Linked DNA regions of Homo sapiens: region 2 is linked to region 1. A link is a contact called in ENCODE Hi-C or POLR2A ChIA-PET data. All regions are on one chromosome and are shown on one strand. The core of a region is the stretch at or near the end of the contact, and the rest is flanking DNA. Distances in the headings are between cores, read along the strand shown. Region 1 holds the start of DRC7 (dynein regulatory complex subunit 7). Region 2 holds the start of ADGRG5 (adhesion G protein-coupled receptor G5).

Region 1 (2,987 bases), core at 27-2,526:
GAGGTGGGAAATGAAAGTGGGTATGAAGAGAAAAAGGAATGAATAAATATGTAAAAGGAATGAAGTGTTGCATAGGGTTGAAAAAGGACAATGAAGCCTATGCTGCATCCCACTAGCATAACGCATCACCTGTTTTCCTTTCTCCTCCCTCCTCCCTTCCTGCCTTCATCCCAGCCAGTTCCCCACAGAGGTAATTACGAGTTGCTTAGCACCAAGTCTGAAATACTACACACACTGTCTCGTGAGCTCTCCACAGTGCAATTGATCCTTTAGCACCAAGTCTGAAATACTACACACACTGTCTCGTGAGCTCTCCACAGTGCAATTGATCCTTTACAGCTTATTTTTATGGCTGCATGATATTCCAGCTGGGAGGGGGAACATCATTCTCTATTCATGAGAATTGAGGCAATTCCTAAGTTTCTAGCAGTAACACTAACTGTGCAAACTTGTCAGCACAGTGACAGTCTGGATTCCCTCCTGGCAGCCCTATCCCCTGACCAAAAAAGGCCCATGCACCCCTCCCTCCAAAAATAAAACAGTGAAGATTATATTTTAGGACTGTATTGGTAAAAACACAGATATAATTCAGGGCAGATTCACACTTATATAGTCATTATTATTCTCATTTTTTTCTTCTGAATTTAAAAGAAATTAAACATTTTCATGAGCCACTAGCCTAATGGATAGGTTTTCCCCGTACTTCGAGGTAATGTTCTACATCACAGCTCCGGCCTGGACTAGAACCCAGGACTCAGTCAAGGCAGCCTGGTTCTGTCCACCGCAGCTGGCAGCTACTCCAGGCCCCACACTGGTTTCTGTCTGTCTCGATCAAGGCCACATTCGGCATGCCGTGGGGCAGGGGCTGTGCTGTGCTGGTAAATGTTTAACAACTGGCTGGCTCAGAGGAAAAGCCCTGGTCTTGGCGTTTGCTAATTTTTGTGGTGTAAATAACCCCATGGCCAATTTTTTTTTTTTTTTTTTTTAGAGAGGTTCTCACTATATATTGCCCAGGCTGGTTTTGAACTCATGGGCTCAAAGGATTCTCCCGCCCTGGCTTCCCAAAGTGCTGGGATTACAAGTGTGAGCCACCGTGCCCAGCCCTCTTAATTTTTAATAATGGCTGTGTTTCACAAAAATTTTGGAAAGTTTAACAACTATCAAGTTGATGCCCCACTATACCAGTGCACCGCTGGCAGAAGGACCCATGAAACCTGGGAAGACTACATTTCCCAGAAGCCTCCTCTCCCAGGACCGGCGTTCAGCTTCCCAGGTTGTTACCATGGAGATGGCTAACAGCTAGAGCAGGCTGTCCTCGGAGGGGTGAGGAGGGAGCAAGGGACTTGGGGTGGCTGGACCCTGTCTGGCAGGGAAAGGGTGAGGCTGGTGGCCCCCTTCTGCCTGGGGGCCTCCAGCCCTGATCTTTCTGGGGAAGTTGTTGGTGGGGTGTGTGTGCGTGTTTATGTGTGTTGGGAGGAGGAAGTTGCTGGTGGAGAGGGGGTGCAGGGAAGGGCCGGTGGGTTGGGGCAGAATCTAAGGAACCTTGAGATAAGACTGCCTTCCCCACACTGGGCTATAGCTGAAGAGGCCACCTGTGTAGGGAATAAAGTGCTGTGGGTTCTTCTCCCCAGCTCTGCCTCTGATGGTGTTCTGGGACTGACACGTCGGCTTCCTCTTCAGCCTACTTCTTTCCTTGCCCACCACTCCCCCACCCCCACCATCCCTTCTAGCACTTCCCCATCTCATATCTCTTCCAGCCTGAGACACACAGGTTTCACAACCAGAAATACAGGGGTTCAAATCCCAGACCTGCTACTTACTGGCTGTACCTTAAGCAGTGCACTTAACTTCTCTGGGCCCCAATCTTCTCATCTGCAAAGTGGGTGTCCTCAGTGTCTGCCTCATAGAGTCAGTAGAGGATAAGTGAGATGATCTCCGTACAACCCTCAGCACAGGTCTGACACACAGTAGGCATTCAGCAAACTGTAAATGCCTTGTAATGGTGATGACTGCCCTTCCTGGGCTCATTGTCTCTGGGACCAAGAGGCCAACAAATGGATCTGATCACTGAGAAGTGCTGCTTGGCTAGAGGTTCTCCCCTGAGGATCTGGGGTCCTGAATGGTGTTGGGCTACCTAGGCCTTGGGTGGCTTCCAGCCAGATGAGCATTCGTCCCCTCCTGAGTCCCAGAGCACAGAATGTCAGAATTGGACAGAAAATATCTGCCCTCCCTTCCTACTATAAAGAGAAACTAAGGCACAGAAAGGCGCAGACAGTGACCCAAGGGTCCAGCAGGAGCTACTGGCAAAGCCAGGGTTTCCCCAACCAGGCTCAGTCGTGGCTGGTGGCCAGGGACTCACCTCCCTAGGAGGCCGAGGTGGCCCATGTGGGTGTGGAGTTGGAAATTGGGGCCAGCCTTTATCTGCTGCTCCCTTCTGCCCTCTTGCTCCTGGCTTCACCCAGGGAAGTGGGGGATGATTAGAAAATCAAGGGGATTCTGCTTTTTTTCCTTACTACTCGCCCCCTTTGTCCTGTGGGTTTCGTTTGTTTTCCTCATCTCTGGACCCCCATTTGCCGTAAGGAAAACAGATGTTCGAGGACAGAAATGGAAAGACCCCAGCTGGGAGGCTGCAGATAGTGCATCAGCTGGGATGGCGTTGGGTGGTGTGGAACAGGGACCCCCATAGAAGCTGAGGTTTCTTATATAAGGAAAGGCTAGAGGTGGCACTCCAGGCCTCTGTGGCACTGCTGGGGACCCCAGCTCCCCCATCTCTCGGCCCTGCCGTCCATAGCAGGCAGCTTTAGCCCTCATGTGTGGCCACCTCATGGTCTCGCCTTGGCTGCCCCACCTCCCACTTTATCTCCACATTCCAGGTGGGAGGAGGAGAAGGGCAGAGGGCTCCCCAATCACTTCTGCCCACATCTCATTGGCCAGAACCGGGTCACATCGCAGGGCCACCTCTAGCTGCAAGAGAATCTGGGAAGCTG
Region 2 (3,287 bases), core at 409-2,908, 150 kb before region 1:
TTTGCCATGTTGCCCAGGCTGGTCTCAAACTCCTAGCCTTAAGTAATCTGCCTGCCTCCACCTCCCAAAGTGCTGGGATAACAGGCCTGAGTCACCGCACCCAGCCTCACCACTGGCTTTTGAGCAGGAGAGTATCTTGGTAGTGAGCTTCAGGATCAGGAGTGCAGGGCTAAGTAACGGGCACTAACTTAGCCCCCAACTGAAGCAAGGCACAGTGAGGCTGGTACAGACCCAGGCTAGAGGGGCTATGGGGTAGGCAGGGCCTCCTCCTGAGCCCTAAGAATAGCCAGTTGGGCTCACATTCAGCATGAGGAAGGAGGAGGTTGGCATGGCAATCCTAGAGGTAGCTGGGTGACCTCGGAAAGGAAGAGCCTGGAGGTCAAGGTCTGGATCCTGATCAAAGAAAACCGAAGCGCAAAGAAGGGCCAAGGCTTGCCCAAGTCACCCAGAGGGAGTGTAGCCCAGGAGTCAGGACACAGGTGCACCGGTGTCCCTGCAAAACCTTCACCGTGCAGCTGGGGTGGGGACCTGGCTGCCCTCCAAGGAGCAGCTCCCTCCTGCTTCAGCAGAGGCCACTTGTACTACCTGCAAGCTGTATTTGGGCTGATGCGGGAAGGGCCCCAGTGAGGCAGAGAGCGGGGAGACCATGTTAGGACCTGTCTGGTTTCTCCCTTTTGCTGCCTCTCCATCTTTCCCCCAGGGCTGGAAGAGCACATTCCTGAGTCAGTTTTCCCAGGAGTCTGGATGGGGCCCAGGCAAGAGAGAGCACCGTCTCCCCATTACCAACACTCTCTCTCTATCCCCCACACACACCTCCTTGCTTTCCCTTAGAGCTCTTCAGAGGGTATGGCTGATGCAGGACAGGCCTATCCAGCTGCCTGGCTCAAGGAGAAGCTGGCCAGCTTTCCAGCCTCATGTTTTCTGGGCTCTGTGGCCAGGGAGGCCCCTCTCCACCATGCTCTGCCACTTGGCAACTCTGGGCCAGGCCCAGGTCCTCTCTGGGCTTCAGGTCCCTCATCTGTGAAATATGACGGCTTCATAGAGCACTTCCAGTGACTTTGCCAGCCTTACCTTTTGTAAGCCCCACACTGCCCTGCAAGATGGTACTGTCATTATCTCCATTTTACAGAGGGGAAACAGGTTCAGAGAGCATGAGTGGCTTGCCCCAAGTCACCCACCCAGTAAGTGGTGGGCTTGGTACTTGAACCCAGGCAGTCTGACCAAGCTGCTGCCTGAGGTCTTTGCCATCATCAATATGCCATCAATTGTCAGGTCAGGCAGGGATCATTTTCCCTTTTCTATAGATGGGAAAACTGAGGCCCAGAGGGGCAACATGTCTTGCCCAAAGGTGCAGAGCTCAGGTGGGTCTTGCGCACTGCATAAGGCCACGTTGCCATGTCCTTGAGCACCTCCACAGAGGAGCAGCCACCCCAGGAAGTAGCTGCAGACTCTACGGGGTGATACCCTCAAAGGGTGACCAGGGCATGACCGACAGCTCGAAGGAAGCAAAGAGGCTGCTGCTGGTGAAAGAAGAAGTGAAGTGAGAGTGTGGTGCCTGGGCCTGGGGTGAAGGGAGCAGAGAGAAGTGCAGTGGGGGTGCAGGTGTGGGGCAAAGGGAGAGGCCACCCACAGACGCCTCCCGACTTCCCCTTCTTCCTGCAGAAGCTACAAGACAGCAGCCGAGACAGCAGCTGAGACGGCAGCGGCAGCTTCTCAGGTCAGCCTCCTCCGGGCCTCTCCCCACTCTCCTCTGCCCAGTTCTCTGTCCTTATCCACAGGCCCCTCAGTGGGCACTGGCCATACCCATGTCCAGGTGGGCACAGACCTGGTGATATCCTGGTGAGCAAGCTGGGGACCCACCCTCCTTCCCTTTCTGGTTGGCAGCTCCACATCTGGGGCAATGTAGAGATCTGTGCTTTTGGAAGGAGGGGCAATTTAAATTAAGAAGTGGTTAGGCATGGGTCTCGAATCTTAGCTTCCCCGCGAGGTCTGGGACAAGTGAAGAGAGGTTTCTTTTCTGGACCTCAGTTTCTCATCTGTAAAATGGGGTGAGTCTGGGAACCTGCACCTTGGATGGCTGTCAGGGGCTCAGTAGAGGACCTGGCACACAGTTTGTGCTTGGCAATCTGGAGCAGGTGCAGCTCCTTTCAGAGTGACCTGGATTGGATCCTGGGGACAGCATGTCTCAGGTAAATGGACCTGCTGCTGGCTTGGTCACAGACTTCCTGTTGGGCTCCAGGGTGGCCTCTCTTTCCCAACCTGGGAAATAGGGTTACTATAGCATTTCTTAGGGCTTTTTTTTTTTTTTTTTTTTTTGAGACGGAGTCTTGCTTTGTTGCCCAGGCTGGAGTGCAGTGGTGCGATCTCGGCTCACTGCAACCTCCACCTCCCAGGTTCAAGCGATTCTCCTGCCTTAGCCTCCTGAGTAGCTGGGATTACAGGCACCAGCCAGCATGCCTGGCTAATTTTCGTAATTTTAGTAGAGGCGGGATTTCGCCACTTTGGTCAGGCTGGTCTCGGACTCCTGATCTCAGGTGATCCACCTGCCTTGGCCTCCCAAAGTGCTGGGATTACAGGCGTGAGCCACCGTTCCTGGCCTGTTAGTGCTTTTTTGCAGAGACCACAGGTTGATTGATTCCTCACCCAGGCCAGGGGCAGGGGCTCCAGACTGTGGTTGGCAGGGGCAGGTGGGGCTGTGTGCGGAGAATGGCTGGCTCAGTAGGCCTTCGTGCTGCTGGGGAGAGGTGGGCTTCGGGGGTGCATGGTCAGCTGTAGGGAGGAAGGCAGGGGTTCCCAAGCCTTGTGCTCAGATGTATTCCTGGCCAAGGACTTTGATCAGAGCCCTGGACCTTTCTCAGGGCCTGATTCCCAGGAGAGGATCAGGGAAATTGTTGTTTGAATTTCTCTTTCTGGGAAATAGATTTCCTTGGCCTCATTTTACAGATGAGAAAACCTGAGACACAGAGAGGTCAGGTGCCTGCCCAGTGTCACACAGCCTAGGCACTGAATACTGCAACTGGTTATCAAATTCTCATCTTCCAAAGGCTCTGTCCTGTGCTCCACAGCTCCTCATTTCTCTATTGGCCTAAATAGAGTCTTACTTGTCTGCAAAGCAACTCAGCTGCCCAACCATCTTTGGGAGGCTGCAGTGTGCAGGGGGTAGTGCCCTGGACCGTGGAGGCCTGGGTTTGAGTCCCAGCTTGCCCACTGGCCTGCTGTAGAACCTCAAGCAGACTCCTCTTACGCAGTATTCGGTTTCCCCACCATCAACTGGAACCATCCTGGAA

Evidence for each region. Hi-C counts contacts between places; a loop is a spot of excess contacts on that map. ChIA-PET counts read pairs that join two places held with the same protein, here RNA polymerase II (POLR2A). Pooled maps may share reads with other maps.
Region 2: a pooled map shows a loop between it and region 1 (2.3-fold over the local background). The contact joins the promoter of ADGRG5 here to the promoter of DRC7 in region 1. A Hi-C loop is called at or near these places in 2 of 50 pooled maps. POLR2A ChIA-PET finds 5 or more read pairs at or near these places in 6 of 52 experiments (OCI-LY7, WTC11, activated CD4-positive, alpha-beta T cell and 2 more).

The regions. Positions count from the first base shown.
Region 1 is chr16:57,693,530-57,696,516 of GRCh38, forward strand. It overlaps DRC7 (dynein regulatory complex subunit 7), which reads left to right and starts at 1,277. Exons shown (of 19, transcript NM_001289162.2): 1 at 1,277-1,323; 2 at 2,935-2,987.
Region 2 is chr16:57,540,985-57,544,271 of GRCh38, forward strand. It overlaps ADGRG5 (adhesion G protein-coupled receptor G5), which reads left to right and starts at 1,659. Exons shown (of 12, transcript NM_001304376.3): 1 at 1,659-1,717. RefSeq lists enhancers at 1,439-1,608, 3,113-3,287 and a silencer at 3,003-3,052.